2 separate regions of the Homo sapiens genome follow, and region 2 is linked to region 1. The links are chromatin loops, found by intact Hi-C in ENCODE. Cell type or tissue: IMR-90. All regions are shown on one strand. Links, peaks and the distances in the headings refer to the core of each region. The heading gives the core; the rest is flanking DNA.

What was found. Peaks named below come from ENCODE experiments on the same cell type or tissue, not always from the same donor. Only the 100,000 strongest peaks of a DNase experiment are listed, where the experiment ranks them.
Region 2: a loop joins it to region 1, with 2.6 times the contacts of the local background. A loop is called at or near these places in 4 of 110 quality-filtered maps.

Annotation. Positions count from the first base shown.
Region 1 is chr9:95,304,230-95,312,607 of GRCh38, reverse strand. All of the region lies in intron 1 of FANCC (FA complementation group C), which reads left to right. Among named protein-coding and RNA genes, the nearest start is that of FANCC, 9.3 kb to the left of the region's middle. In IMR-90, for the core only: no CTCF peak of the experiment used is centred there; no DNase peak of the experiment used is centred there; H3K27ac peaks cover 1,101 bases.
Region 2 is chr9:95,449,444-95,457,732 of GRCh38, reverse strand. It overlaps PTCH1 (patched 1), which reads left to right. Exons shown (of 24, transcript NM_000264.5): 19 at 1,320-1,457; 20 at 4,113-4,255; 21 at 7,793-7,892. Among named protein-coding and RNA genes, the nearest start is that of PTCH1, 56 kb to the left of the region's middle. In IMR-90, for the core only: no CTCF peak of the experiment used is centred there; no DNase peak of the experiment used is centred there; H3K27ac peaks cover 189 bases.

The DNA.
Region 1 (8,378 bases), core at 236-8,235:
GCAGGGCTTGGGAGAATTACTTGAGACTAGGAGTTTGAGACAAGCCTGGGCAACATAGCAAAACCCCTGTTCTACAGAAAACACGAAATTATCTGGGAGTGGTGTGTGTCCCACCTACTACGGAGGCTGATGTGGGAGGATCGTTGAGCCCAGGAGGTTGAGGCTGCTTGGAGCCATGATTATACCATTGCATTCCAGCCTGGGCAACAGAGTGAGACCCTCTCTCTAAAAAAGAAAATGACAACAACAACAGTAATTATTTATAGTTGACTTTCCTTATTCAAATTATTATGTGGTTTCTTTTTACTGACTGGACCCAGACTGATTTATCACCTTTGCTCTGAACTTCCTCAAGAAATCATGAGTGGTGAGAGTATTTAGTCTGTTCATTTTCTTGAATTGTGAAAGTTAATCCTAAGGTTTCTCCCACTTCCACATGACGAAAGACACGTTTGTGTGAGAGTATGTAGGCTTTTATGAAGTGATGAAACTGCCTTTCCATGCCTTTGCAAATTAGAAACAGTATAGATTATCATGGAAAGTGGGGTCAGAGATTAGGAGGGGAGGAGAAGAGGACAGGATTAGAACTGTGGTCGACCTTATGGCATCCAGTGGGCAGGGTTCCCAGATGACCTGACTTTAGATGTGACTGTACTTCTCATTATCTTTCACCCCTGTTTTTCATTTTTCAGATTTCTGGGACTTGTGTTTTCATTTTCCTCTAGAGCCCCAATGATGCTTTTGTAATTCAGAAACATTTATGTGTGATATAAACATTTTATATACATTTAGCTATTTTAGTGGAATCTGAGATCTGTTACTCTGGTGACTACCCATAAGACAGTTTGAGGCTGCGGTTTTTCACACACACACACACACACACACACACACACACACAGATTCAGAGGAGACTATTTAAACAATATGAATTTGGCTGGGTGCAGTGCTGTGCACCTGTAGTCCCAACTATTTGAGAGGCTGAGGCTGGAAGATTGTGAGTTCAAGTCTCCTGGGCAAAATTGTGAGACCCTATCTCCAGGGAAAAAAATAAATAAATAAAAGGCTATGACTTTATGTCTGTGATTCCTTCTTTACCTGGTTCAGTTCAAAGGTATGGAATTGCCAGACACTTTTGCTTCTTTTATAAGATTTTGGAGGTGCCATTTACCTTAGTGACTTCCAACACCCTCCTATGGCTGGTTCCTTTTTGTTGTCATTTTGTTTTTGTTGGTTGTTACTGTTTACTTAAAGCTATAACATTATAAGGCATTGTACTTAGCCTAATCCTATTTTTGTAATTATGCTTGTACATTCAAGTGCTGTACTCAATAGATTTCCTTATTAACTCCTGATTTTTTTTTTTTTTTTTTTTTTGAGACGGAATCTCACTCTGTCTCCCGGGCTGGAGTGCAGTGGCGCGATCTCGGCTCATTGCAAGCTCTGCCTCCCGGGTTCACACCATTCTCCTCCTGAGTAGCTGGGACTACAGGAGCCCACCACCACGCCCAGCTAATTTTTTGTATTTTTGTTAGAGGCGGAGTTTCACCGTGTTAGCCAGGATGGTCTTGATCTCCTGACCTCGTGATCCGCCTGCCTTGGCCTCCCAAAGTGCTGGGATTACAGGCGTGAGCCACCGCTCCTGGCCAACGCCTGATTTATTGATGACCATTTGTGGTTATGCATAATGACTTTTCCTCTGTCTTTGTGCACTGCAGTTCATATTATTGCCTTATGTGTATATGCTTGTTTCCACAACTCTTAGCCAACTTCTTCAGGGTATATTCTTTTTTATTATATAACTGCATTGATGTTTGTTGAGTGCCAACATCCTTTCCTCCCTTCTCTGTCATAACAGACCCTAGATTTTCTTTTAGTAGTCACTATTCTATGGGCTCTGGGGAACACTGATACTACCTCTAGCTCCTGGGGGTGGACTTTTATTGGTTTAAGGAGTGTGTTTTATTGATTCGTCACAGTCATTGGTTAAGGATGGGCATAAGCTCAAGCAAGTCCAGTCTGAATACATCTGAGGTCTGTCTCTTACTTGGGATGCTGGAACAGAAGTATGTACTCTATTTTTGGGTGGTATGGATGTGATGTGACTTCTGTAATGGCTAAAGCTGTTTTGCTATCATGAGGGAAGCAGGATGGAGAGACAGATCAACTGTGAAGTCTGCCCTGTTTCTGGACTTGCCAGTTTCTTGAACCAACGAATTCCCCCCCTCCTTTTTTTTTTTTCTCTTTTGAAACAGGGTCTTGCCCTGTCAACCAGGAGTGCAGTGGCACGAACATAGCTCACTGCAGCCTCAAACTCCTGGGCTCCAGGAATCATGCCACCTCAGCCACCTGAGTAACTAGGACTACAGGTATGCACCACAATGTCTGGCTAATTAATTATCATTATTTTTGTAGAGACAGAGTCATGCTATGTTACCTAGGCTGGTCTTGAACTCCCAGCCTCAAGCTGTCCTCCTGCCTGGGTCTCCCAAAGTGCTGTGATGAGAGGTGTGAGCCACCATGCCTGGCCTCCCATTATTGTTTTAGCTGGTTTTGCTTGGTGCAGCAGGGGCATTTAATGCTTACTAAATATTTAGATCTTCCCTCACATTTCCCAGTTCACTTGCAGCTAGGTAGGACATTGTGATTGTTCTAGCCAATAGATTTTAAGCAGGTTATTTCCAGGTAGAAGCATTTAGTAGCAGATTCCTGACCTAGCTATCTCTTCTTTTTGCAATGGTGATTCTGGAGGCTAGGTGTTGAGATGTCTGAGCACCTGTCATGCTGGATCCATGAGTGACTGTGGAGCAGAACAACACCCCCACCCCACAAACATGTGTGTCCCACATAACATGTTGGACATATAGTATCAGAAAAAAGTTACTACATCATAACTTAGCCTATCTTGATGAATAGAGTTGGGTTTTCAATTACTGGAAACCAAAGGCATCCTAGGTGATATAGTATAATTTTGTAATTCTTAGTGTGTATTTGGTGATTTACAATGTATGCAGATTATACATTGTAATTGATTAGTAAGACACTTGTCTGAAGGAATCAGTTATATTTAGCCCTAGCTTTCTGAATTTGGTGTACCCAAACATGACCTTGTCCAACATGGATTGTAACGATTACTTAGCCTATCTACCCCTACATATTAAAGATTATAATAAAACACTATATAAAATATACATTTATACAAATAATATCGAATTGCTGCTTTTGCTTGAAGCCGTTAGCTAGGAATTTCCAATCATAGGCCGTAAGAGTGAGTAACCGTTTATTATTGGTATAACAGCATGCATTTTATTTATGAAGTAGTATTTTCTGCAGTATTTGGCACCCAGAAGAGTATCTTGTGTTTCTGATACTGACTAGTACCATTAGAATTTTTAGTCATTACACTAAAAAAGTTGGCAAAGCTAGTGAAACTTTTGCTTGATGATAAGTATTTTGATAAGTGGTGACTTTTTGAAACTATGCAGCCAGTTTTAGGAGTAACAGAAATATTTTTATATGAAATGGTATAATATGACTGATTTTTTCTTAAAATTGAGTAGTTGTAAGCAAGAAAAGTGCAATACAAATATCTTTTTCTTTTTTCGAGATGCATCTCACTCGGTCCCCCAGGCTGGAGTGCAGTAGTGCAATCATAACTCGTTGCAGTCTTGCCCTCCTGGACTCAAGTGATCCTCCCACCTGAGCCTCCTGAGTAGCTGGGACTACAGGCATGAGGCAGACACTGTGCCTGCCCTTAAAAATATCTTGAATTTTGGTAGTGACATTCCTTTGAAGGTATTAAAAGCTAGAAATTTGTTTCATTCTATCAAAGTTTCAGGTATCTTCATTTAGTTCTACACGTGTGTGCTGTACCCATCTAATGTTTGCCTAAAATTGTACTGTCTTTTTGGTTTTAAAATAATTTAAGTCTAGGCCGGGCGTGGTGGCTCATGCCTGTAATCGCAGCACTTTGGGAGGCCGAGGCGGGTGGATCACTTGAGTCCTGGTGGTCAAGGATGCAGGTCGGCTGGGCAAGGTAGCTCCTGCCTGTAATCCCAGCACTTTGGGAGGCCAAGGCGGGTGGATCACTTGAGGTCAGGAGTTCGACTCCAGCCTGGCCAACAGGGTGAAACCTGTCTCTAATAAAAATACAAAAAAAACTAGCCGGGTGTGGTGACATGTGCCTGTAATCCCAGCTACTTGGGAGGTGGAAGTACAAGAATCGCTTGAACTCGGGAGGTTGCAGTGAGCTGAGATTGGGCCATTGCACAAACAAACAAACAAAAAGCGGTGATCTGTGATTGCACCACTGCACTCCAGCCTGGGTGACAGAGCAAGACCCTATCTCAAAAAAAAAAGAAAAAAAAATTAAGCCTAAGATGTTTAATTTAAAAATAAGTTTTTAAAAAAGTATGTTTTTGAGGCAAAATGGTGAGAATAGGACAAGTATTTGAAAATATTGTGGTACTTGATCAGAACCACCTTTGGTTACATTGTTTTGTGGCCAAAGTGGCTATGACTAAATGACTACATGTTATTTTAAAAACATTGTTTCTAAGGTATTACTGATGTACATGAATGGATTGATATTATCATGGAGTGGTTTGTTATAAAAGCGAGTTTGGCCCTCTTGTGCTCTGTCGCTGTGTGATGCCTTCCATTGCGATGTGACCCCTCAATCTTAGACTTCCCAGCCTCCAGAACTGGGAGCTGATAAATTTCTGTTATTTGTAAACTACTGAGTCTCACATATTCTGGTATAGCAGCACAAAACAGACTAAGACAGGCAGTTGGGCAACAGCAAGTCTGAGTTCCCTTCCAGCAGCAACTGGCAGGAGTGAAATCCTGGCTGTCTTCTTTGCAGTCAAATGCTCTACCACTGAGCTATACCTACTGGCTATCTTCTTTGGACAGTTGCTGTTTTTCACCACAAGCCTGTCTAATTGCTTTACTCATTTAACTTATCTGTTGTGGACTTTGAATTTATGACCTTTGTCTAAAGTAATTTAAGTTTTGAATAATTCTGAAATGCATTCAGTTGTTAAACTAACACTTAGAAAAAAATGGACAGATCAGAACAAATTTGTCATACTTATTGGAGAAATTACTGCATTAATCAGGGTTCTCTGGTGACTTCTAAGTTTCATATCTGTAGAAAAGGTTATTATTATTCTTGAGCAGTAAGATACTGTATACCCTTTATAAATCAGAGCTTTTTGTTCTGTTGATTTTATACAAATACGTTGGTTTTATAAGCATGGTTTTTTTTTGTTAACTACTTCTTTTGATTTCTTAATTTATTTCTAACATTACTTTGGGCAATAGCCCTATTAAAAGTGCTTTGTACTTTCCAAATTATTTCCATATAGATTATATGGGATTCTCACAATAACCATATGTGCTAAGGTAAGATAGGCATTTTAAAAAAAGAAAAACAGGGCTGAGCACCTGTAATCCCAGCACTTTGGGAGGCAGAGGTGGGCAGATCACTTGAGCCCGTAAGTTCAGGACGAGCCTGGGCAACATGGCGAAACCTTGTCTCTACAAAAAATACAAAAATTATCCAGGCGTGGTGACATGCAACTGTAGACCCATACAGTGTGACATGCAACTGTAGGCTGAAGTGGGAGGATCGCTTGAGCCTGGGAGGTTGAGGGTGCAGTGAGCTATGATCATACCACTGCACTCCAGCCTGGGTGACAGAGCGAAACCCTGTGTCTAAAAACTAAATAAATAAATAAAAATTAGAAAAGAAAAATAGAATGGAGACTTTTCAAAAAAATTACTTTGGCTCATAATTAAGGAATTCCCAAGAGATTGCCCAAAGGAGGATAGCTACTGATGAACTTCTTGGGTTGATTGTGTGTGTACAGCTTTTAAATGTGTCTTAATTGTTATGAGATGATAACCTTTTCAATAATCAAAAGAGCCGGGTATTTCTGGTTACCCAAACCCAACTGATTTTAGCAGAAAACATTTGCCTTAAATAATAACTTCTCTTTGAAATGTTTAGAGAGAAGGAAACTGAGTTTAATGGCAGGGTTGTTGGCTGTTACCCAGGGAAACTAACTCCTGTCTGGTGCTCTTTTTGTTGCACCAGTAGTTCGATGTCCAAGGGGGGCTGAAGCTTCCTATGGAAGCATTGTTAAGCAAGTCTTTCGCAGGCTTTCGGTTGCATCTTTCTACTGTGTAAATAGGGGCATTAGGAGAAATGTAATCTTTGAATACTGCCCAACCAGTTTCTGCTTGGTAATGTGCCCTGAAACCCTCAATGAATGCCAGCAAACAAATTAGATCCACAGTGTATTTGATACGCATGTCTTTTCCCCAAACAAAATTCAAATTTCACAAACACAAACTGAGTCATTTTCCAAATGTTTGTATATGAATGGAAGTTTTTGTCCTGTTCTTCTGTAACCAATACCATAAAACTTCTGAAGGTCCTTGATGCATTTATTGTACAATGTTAATCCAAAACAAAACTTTATTCTGACTAAACTTGTAGGTATAGAGAGATACCAAACTCATTTTTGTTGATCAGTACAACATGTTTGTACCAACCAGATCTAAAAAATGTGTAAAGGAGTGCCATGCTGTAAAGACCTTATTACAGTTGTAAACATCAGTGCAGCTGTTACAAATCTAGCAAAACCTCAGGTTAAACAATTTCAAATTTACTGAAGATGACATTCCAGACCCAGTTTTCATAACATAAACACTCTAGGAAATGCCTTTGAGATGAGTGGGATTGTCATTAATATTAATGCCACCAAATTCAAGGCTGAGAAGTCATTTCTTTTCAAGCTTTATTTTCACTCCTAATTTTGGAATAAAATATACTTTTAACCTGAAGTATGGCGTGTCTTTTCACAGCCTGAAAACATTTGATCCTGTTGCCTTTGAATTGTAGGAATGCAAAAATACAGTATAAGTCTTTTATTCTTGATGGTCATTTAACTTAAATGAGTTTGTTAGAATTAAAGTTGGGAAGAATTAACTGTTAATGGAACTCAGTTGCATTGTTCAATTAAAAAATAAAAGGATGCTAAAAATAGTTGCTGTTTAAGGATTGTATTAGTGTGACATTTTAGAATGCTGCATTTAGGGAAGGAATTTTATTCTAAAGTGATTTGAAGCACATTTTTTTGTGGTCCTGTCTTTCATCTAGACAAGGTAGGACAAGCATTCAAAACCTGTACCAGTCTTAATCTGTTTTTTTCTTCTTAGTTTCCACTTAGTGGGACATCTGGTGAGGTATCATTTTGGCCATATAGTCATTTCTAAAGTTTCTTTCTGTGCTCTGATTTCCAATTAAGTCTTCTATGATGTTTGCCAAATTTAAGAGCATGCAGGGGTCCACTGGAAGTGCTGAATAACTGGGCTTTGGCCTAATTCTTTGTGCATGGCTGTATGTGTGGGGTGATTTTGTTTTCTTTGCTTGTTTATTGGTAATTGCATTAAATTCCATTTGCCTTTACTGAATTTTTTTTTGTTGGACTTTTGGGGAAACCTCTAAATTGGATAATAGAGCAATTAAGTGACTGTTTGTAAGCGATCCTCAGTGCTCTATTAGAGAGGCAGCATTTATCAAAAGAAAACAGTTGAATTTCTCTTGTTTAAACTTGCTTTTGAAATTCTGTTAATTTTCTAATAAGGAGAATTGAAGCCAAGCATTGTCAAGTACCATATTGTAATCTGAAGTTGGTAACTGTGGAAGCACATAGTTGATATGGTGATACCTTTTTCAGAGGAACTTTGGCTATTTCCATCAGCATAAAGGACACAACAGACTGCATCTATTGCCTTCACCTCTGCCTTATTTCTTCTGTTTTCCCTTTTTTTTTTTTTTTTTTTTTTTTTTGAGATAGAGTCTTGCTCTGTTGCCCAGGCTGCAGTACAGTGGCACGATCTTGGCTCACTGCAACCTCCGCCTCCCAGGTTCAAGGGATTCTTGTGTCTCAGCCTCCAAAGTAGCTGGGATTACAGGCGCTCGCCACCACGCCCACCTATTTTTTTTTTTTCGTTTTTAGTAGAGACAGGGTTTCCCCATGTTGCCCAAGCTGGTCTTGAACTCCTGGGCTCAAATGATCTCCTCCCTCAGCCTCCCAAAGTGCTGGGATCACAGGTGTGAGCCAACACTCCTGGCCCCCTTTTTTTTAAAAAAAATTAAAGAGGTTGTGGAGGTTTCTTTGAATTCTTTTGGTGTTTTTAAAAATGTTATATTTTGAGAAGAAAATCTGGGCAGGTACAAAGAACCCCTCCCTTTCCTGTTTGAAAACTTTTTTGCAGTCGCCCTGGAATTTTCCTTCACTGTCATTCATCCTTCTCTCCTTTCTTGATATTGGGTCTTCTGTTTACTTTATTTTCTTTCTTTGTTTTCT
Region 2 (8,289 bases), core at 290-8,289, 150 kb before region 1:
TCAAAACACTCAAAGCCTAGCTCATTTTTTCTTTAATTGAAAAGTGTCATTTTGTGACCTCATCCAGGCCTAATAACGACATAGCAGGTTCTTCTGCATTTAACATGAAGGGACAATCAGAGAAGTTAGGAGAGTGATATATGGAGAAAATGATTTTGTGTGTTTTAAGTCCTGGGGGAAAATGATAAACTAATATTACGAACCTGTTTTTTGGCATCCCTTCTCCAAAATACTCTCAGATTTTGATGTAAGTTTCATGTAGAGTCTAATAAAACCGTGGCAATGTTTAAATTCTGTGAACTATGGTATAGCCTTTAAAATGCCAAAATTATAAAAACAAAGGCCAGATTTTGTGTCTGCACCGTGAGTCTGTGCAGCAGGTACATTAAAAGGTAAATGTTTAGTCTGTGAGAGTTTTCATGGCACTTAGCAATTGATGTTGTCCATCTTTCATCATTCCTTCCCCTCCCTCCACCTCTGCCCACCACCCACCCCCAGAGAAGAAAGATCATTTTTCTCCTTCTCTTCCATCTGGTAACTTGTTGTTTATTTGTATCTTCTCCGCTTTGGACCAAGAAACTCCAAATCTAACTCACAGATTTTATTTCCATTTCCCCACAAATTTTTACAAGGAAGATGAAAGGCAAGAAGCTTTTCCTTGGATTTTAACAGTTGGCTCAGTCCACCCCAGCTGTCCCCAGCTCTTCAAAGTGCAGGGCTCCTGTAACCTGACAGCGTCAGCTGATGACGACCTCCCCGCTTACCTGGCCCCCACATCATCTTTGCTTAGCCTGCAGGTTCACTCACAAAAGCAAAACTACTTTGACCTGCAAATCTTTTATTCACCCCGTCCTATCAGCTTTCTTTAGAATGGAGAGTGAGGCAACCAAAAACTTAATGATGGGTTCACGGATGGTCTCTGGCGGCTGAGACCCAAGCAGGAGGAGAGATGGGTCTTGTTGTAAACTGTGAAATTCGCAGCTAAGTGATGCGGCCATGCTTGTGCAATTCCTCGTGGATTGCGCTGGTGGAGTTGTTCTGTATGTTTTTTGCTTTCTGGAGAAGGTACATTGGAAAATAATTTGCATTAGAACACTCTACTTTGCCTTCTACAGCTTTACACATCAGCTGTCCCACAGTCTCCCTTCCCAGCGGGAAGATGAATTAGGCAGTAAAGGCAGTGTCCAGAGTTAAAGCAAGTCAGTCCATTCATTGTTTTGATCTGAACCGAGGACACCTTAGCCCTCTGGCGACCTCCCTTGTGGGCAGCCCCAGAGGGTGACCTGCCCGCCCACTGACCACTGTGTGCCCTGCTCCAGGTGATGGTCCTGGCGCTGATGACGGTCGAGCTGTTCGGCATGATGGGCCTCATCGGAATCAAGCTCAGTGCCGTGCCCGTGGTCATCCTGATCGCTTCTGTTGGCATAGGAGTGGAGTTCACCGTTCACGTTGCTTTGGTATGGGAGACATTTGAAGCAAAAACTTTGTGAAAAAACAACCCATTTCCTCTGGCTCTGTTTGTCTCCAAGTGGGAACCTTGCATTCTCCCTGTGCGTGGCAGTGAAAAGGCCTCAGGGCACAGGGGCCCCCTAGGAGAGCCTGCAAGATTTCTGGATTCCTTTCCCTCAAGGGAGGCTAAGGAGAGGGGTATGGAAGGTACATGGCAGCGGGCCCTGTCAGCCGTAGGCAGTGCAGGGTTGGTGTGTTGGAGTGGGCCTTGAAGGGCCGTGCTCACCTGACTTTGACTGTCATTATACCCCCACGATTCCTGACGTTGTGACGTTTGTTCATAAGGCGGATTATGTGGTGAGTGTGTGGGTGGGCATACACAGAGTTTTAAAAACAACAGGAACAGTGGGGATAAAATGAGACCACACTCACAGGCTTGGGGATGGCATCACTGAGGATGAGGTGAGCTGGCAGCCAAGGAAGTACCCTCGGGCTTAGGAGTGGAGGCTCCATTGTTCAGCCCCGGGGAACTGGCTCTTCTACCTAAGCCCACCCAGTTCCTCAGACCTCCCAGCCTCTACATTCATGATAGCAGAAAGTAAGAGAACCAGTGTTGCTTTCAACAGACATTTTTTTCCCTCTCTTTTTCTCTATCTTGCCCTGTGAATGCTTTGTTGGAGGTAATTAAACTTCAGAAGGAATCTTTAGTCCAAGAGATAAATCTGTTGTATACATTTATCAAAGAATTATCCAAAACATCACAACTGTGTAAATTATGTTCTGTCTGCAGATTAGAGCCTAAGAACTTGGGGTTATCAGTAGGCATTCAATAAGTAAATGCGTTCACCTGTTAAATATCGACGTGCGAAATACCCTAGCTAGGAAGCCAGCACTGGGCTTGACCAAATCACTTCCGCCATTGCTTTTGCAATCTCTAGCACAGGTTTCCTTTGGGCTCAGCACATGGCACATGCATGTCTCCACATAGGCTGCAGCCTTGTGCCTTCTGCAGTCTTTCCAGGGCTACTGTGATACAATTGAGAGATTGTAAACTTTTGTGTTTTGGAAGGAATGCTTTGTTGAAGTTATCCCATTTTTTTTACAGTGTATCATAAAAAGCCAATAATATGGCAACAGTATTCTCTAAATTTTGAGCCTGCTCAAATTATTTTCTTCCTTTGAGCTGGGAGGAGGGACTATTTTTTTAAAAAGAAGAGTGCCAGCCTAGAGTTTAGAAAACCCATAATTCCAATACAGTTCTTCAAAAGGGAGATAAATTTGCATGTGAGTTAAGAATCCATAAGTTATTTTATTCTGATGCAAATGGAAACCACCTTTTTTGGAAGCTAGCAGGGCAAATGGGTATCCCAGAGCAGATTTTTACCATGGAAATGCTAACTGCAGTCTCTAAACTCTAGGACTTCTAGTCCAAGTCATTTTCAGTATTCTGATCCTCTATGTGAAATTGCATTTAGAGTTGGCAGTTATTGCTCTTTCAAGGTTTGTAAAATGGTAGAATAAGGCTGTGAAGAAGAGTCTTCTTTCATGAATGTCTTTAGGAAATCAGTGGGTTCCCGTTCATTTGCTGTCTCAGTAACATAGAAACAGTGTGTGACAGGGTAGTCACAACTAGGCCCTTATGGCCTCATGGCCCAAATATGATGCAAGCCAGCATGGCTGAAAAACCCCTTTGGTGCCTTGCCCCAAGAGCAGAAGGCAGCTATATTGACCCTAATGTCTTTACCAACTCTGAAAGAGTAGAACCTGTTTGAGAGAAAAGTATGAAAACTCTTAGCACACCTTTGTATATTTGTATTTTTTCATCTGTTAAGGAGAACGACCGTCTCAGTCCTTCTGCAGGTAGGTAAGGGATAGAAACGCATCCTGCCAAAGACACCCAGCCCTCTCCTCTCGGCATAATCCAGAGCAGCCTGAACTTCAGAGAGAGAACTTGTGCCAGGTTCAACACTCCCTGCAGGGGTCACACGTTCAGGCCAACAGTCTGATCTTCCAGAATTTACTCTGCAAAGTTCCCGTTTAGTTATCAACAGCATTTCTGGCCTAGGAGAGCTTTAGGACTGCAGGAGAGACAGGGATGTGTCCACACAATGTTCAGAAGGGCTTGATTCAAATGTACGGTCCTGTGTATTTCTTGCAATACACTCATAGTGCTTAGATGTACTACAAACATAGCCTGAAACAGTGACAGAAGGTCTCACCTCTGCATAATCGTGAGGAAGTGTGTGTAGCACCCAATTGCTTGGGACACTGAGCTAAGCTCTTAGCCATCCAATGCATTAGCCAGAATCCTGTGCTGTGGGAATTGGAGGTCTCACGTGTGAGTGGTGTGAGATCATTTAAGGAGGGGGGAAACTTCGGGGTGAGTATCAGTGAAAAGAAGGGGACATTTCTGTCCATTTTTATATAGTTTTGATTTTACTGTGTTCAAGATTTACGTCAACACCAAATATGACCCAGTGTCATGAAGAGGTCATCTTAGTTTAAGTCTAGGTGCTGCTAGTTGAGCTACTCTGATTACACATTCTAGCAACTAAAACAGTAAGATGTGAGCAGTTCTGAGAGCTTGTAACATTTAGGACAGAGCTGAGCATTTACCAGGTGAAGTCCAGCAACCTGATCTTGTGAACATCCTCATTGCACAGGCCTTTCTGACGGCCATCGGCGACAAGAACCGCAGGGCTGTGCTTGCCCTGGAGCACATGTTTGCACCCGTCCTGGATGGCGCCGTGTCCACTCTGCTGGGAGTGCTGATGCTGGCGGGATCTGAGTTCGACTTCATTGTCAGGTAAGCAGGCGTGTGCAAGGAGACATGTTTTAGAAATCATTGTGATTGGGCCGGGTGCAGTGGCTCACGCCTGTAATCCCAGCACTTTAGGAGGCCGAGGCGGGTGGATCAGAAGGTCAAGGAGTTCAAGACCAGCCTGGCCAAGATGGTGAAACTCATCTCCACTCAAAATACAAAAATTAGCCGGGCGTGGTGGTGGGTGCCTGTAATCCCAGCTACTTGGGAGGCTGAGGCAGAGAATTGCTCGAACCCGGGAGGCGGAGGTTGCAGTGAGCTGAGATTGCGCCACTACACTCCAGCCTGGGTGACAGAGCGAGATTCTGTCTCAAAAAAAAAAATATTGTTATTAGCTCAGGTGATCTTCGTTGCTTATTTCCTTCTGTATCTGGTAGATTGCAGCACCTCGTCATCGTGACTCTGCTTTCTTTTGAACTTGTTAACGTAGAGATATTCGGAGGTATAAAGACAAGCTCTCTTCTAGAGCTGTCTTGGGGAGTATCTTGAAAACAGAAGGTAAAGGATTTGGGGCTGGCAGCAAAGACAACTCTGCAGCTTGAAGCCAAAGGATCACCCAATAGGTGGCCCATTATTGTCTCGGGTTAGAAACACTGCAGAAAGAAATGCCACATTTGACCTACGCTCCCTCTCCTTCAAACTGTAGAAAGGAAAACTTAAAAATACCTAAAATTGTCACCTGACTTTATTCTTTTAAGAAGTGAAAATGACGTGCTCAGATTTCATATTCGAGTCCCCACAATTAGGAAGCATTTAGCATTGGACTTTGGTGTCAACTCTTGGGAATCTAAGCCTAGTTTGGATCTCAAGGCAAGTCGTTTCCAGTTGATTTAATTAAGAATATGACTTTGTGAAATATAAAAGAACAGTGAGTTTTCCTTTTGAAAAGAATTTGAGAACTGCAGAGGAGGAAACCACTTGCTTCTTTGAGCAGCCTCCATGGCTTTGTGAGGGACCTGCTCTTGGATAGAACTCTGCTACTTTATGGAGCTCTAAGGCCAGAATCACCAATAAGTAAAAGATAGTCCAGGATTAGAACCATGACAGGGCAGAACCAGATGTGAGAAATGATTGGTTTGTTTGGCACGCTTCAGTACTGAGAGGTTGTGTGTGTGTGTGTGTGTGTGTGTGTGTCAGAGAGAGAGATACGCTTCTTATCTTCAAGTAAAAAGAAGAGGGTTTCAACTAGAAGTTTTAGCCAAAGTTTTATTACGGGAAAGAGATGAGTCCATTGGTTGGCCTGTGGCATAGCCCACTGGGCAATTTGGCATCATGGAGGCCGCCTTCTTAGAATGAGTGCCAAGCTTGCTTATTGTAGTTTTTGCATAGAGTGAATGGTGAAGTGGAATCGCTGTAGACCAGCGCTTCTCACACCGATGTGCTGAGGAATCATCTGAGGGTCTAAGTGCAGGGCCGATTTCGGGGGGCGGGAGGTGGGATGAGGGCTGGGTCTGCATCTCCAGCTACCTCCCTGCAATGTCCATGGAGCTAGACTTCTCAGCACAAACTACTGCTAAGCCAGCAAGCCAGTTCCTAAATTCCTGTTTGCCAATACCAAGTAGAGAGTTGCCCAACTGAGTTAAATGTTTTGGTCTGTGTTTTATTTTAGTTCTTAGTTTGATTTTAGCTTTTCCTTTGTTCTTAGTATACACTTTTTCAGGCACTAACGTTATCATTATGATATAAAAGCTCAATGTCAAGTAGAGTTTCTTTTGCATATTTACTTTCTCGTTTAACACAAATATAACAAGCACCCCATAAGTGCCATTTGCACAACAGCAAATAATGGGGACCCCCATATCCCTCTGTGTAGCCTAAGGTCTTTTAGGGGAGAGACAAGTTCACAGGCAAAACCAGGGGAAATGCAAGGTGTGCTGGGGTCTCATGAGTTACAGGAGGGTCTCGCTCAGCCTTGTGGGGGATGCTGAATGAGGAAACTTAGCCTGAATTAGAGCCCCCAGCTGGAAACCTGGCAGCTGGAATCCCAGCGCTCTCCTCTCAGCCGGGGTTGTTCCCGCCCAGAAATATCAGGGTTCCTCTTTCAAGCACTTAAAAGGGCTTCCCATTTTCTAGGATGGGATGGATTAACCTGATAAAGGCCTCACCAAGGTCAAATAAATGAGCAGACACTGTATATGCTAAGCCGTCAGAAATCTAATTGGCCTGTTTATGCTTCAGCTAGATGGATGGGATGCAAATGTCTTAATGTGGCTGCTGATACATGCCCCAGCCGAAAGTTCCAGCAGTTTACATTAGACCAAGACATTGGCTGCTTGGTTTTTACTAATGTAGTTCAGAAGTTTCTAGTGTTTACAATAGCTGTGAGGTATTTGTATTTTTATGGGGATTCTCTCTCCTTTCATCTGATGTCAAAACATATATAGACATGGCAGCACTGGTTGCCTGTTCCATTTTATGAACCAGAGGACCATTAACAGATAGATATCTTGCCCCCCCCTTCCCAGAACATCCTGAGCCTCTCCCCTACCCCAGCCCACTTCCATCAGAGTTGCCCTAGAAATCATTAGTTCCAGAAACGCATCCCTGCGTGGAGTCTGTGCCCTCCAGCCATGCAGAGTGTCTGCCAGAGGCTGTCCCTGGCTGACAGGTTTACCTTGGTATTCATGAAGGATTCCAGACCTTAGCCCTCAATGGTGGGAAAGCAGAACTACTTCTGCACTCTCCTCCTCTGCCATGGTGCTGCGGCCTTTATGTTTGAATTGGCTGACGCAAAACAAGAGTATTCAGAGATGCTAAATTGTTCAACAAAAGATTGGCCCGCAGAGCAGCCCCGCCATTGTGGAGTGCCCTCACCCAGCACAATGCCCCAGCTCCCACAGAATGGGCAGCATTTTCTTTGCAGAAAGCTGGTTCCTGTGTTCTAAAAAGGTTGCAATTGGAGCTATTTGGTAAAACTGGAACTCACAGAATTCTAGGCAGAAAGTTGTGATTAATGAAAGGCCAGGGAAAGCCTTACCTGATATGCTAGAGACTTAATTAGAGATTCTGCCGTAAGATGCAGAAGCATTTCACAGTGGATTAGCAGCCTGCAGAAGTGGGCTGCTTTTCCTCCTGGGCTAAATTGTTTAAATTCTACACCCTTCACTTCATTTGTTTGCTTCTGCTGGGTTTTCACGAGCGGGGCCCCTCGGCATTGTGTTTGTGCTTTCAGTCTGCCCAGCCATTCAGGTCGCATTCCATATTTTTGTGTTTGTGTAACACATTCATAAATAACATTACATGCCATCAGAGTTCAGCAAATTAACAAACTAATTTTTTTTTTCTTCCCTTCATGAACTAACACTTTGGGTTGTGGAATGTAGTCCTCAAAGTCATAAGGTAAAGAAACAAAAAGCAAAAACTCACCTTGTGTTGAATGTGAACTGCGGTTGGATAACAGCCTTTTCAGTGGGGTGGGTTTTGTTCATTTCTGGCGTTGCCATGCTGCTGTGTCGGGCACACGGAGGGTGGCGCGATCCACCCTGTCACAGCGCGTGTTCCCGTTTCCTCTTGATCTCCCAGGTATTTCTTTGCTGTGCTGGCGATCCTCACCATCCTCGGCGTTCTCAATGGGCTGGTTTTGCTTCCCGTGCTTTTGTCTTTCTTTGGACCATATCCTGAGGTCAGTAGTGACACGGGGATGTCCCACGTGTAGGCCGGCTGAATGCTGTGTTTCCTGTGCCGCTCTTCACTTCGATACTTAGGTGCCTCCCCACTTGCTGGTGGTTCTTCAGTAAACATCTCAGAGTCATGTCTGTTTTCCTCTTCGGTGTACTGGCTTTGAGGGCTAGAGGGCGGGTTCGGTTTGGTTCCTCTAAATCAACTGATTGGCAGCCTGGGTCTTACAGATCTTTATACAGTAAATGAAGACTTTCCCCTTGAGATGCATAATTGGACTTCACAAGAGTAAAAAGTACACATCCTGCCTTTCCAGTGTGGAGCAGAGGACAGTTCTTCTGCTCCAGCTGCGGGACCTGAAGGTCCTCCAGGTGGTAGAGAAGGGGAGGTTAATACGGCAC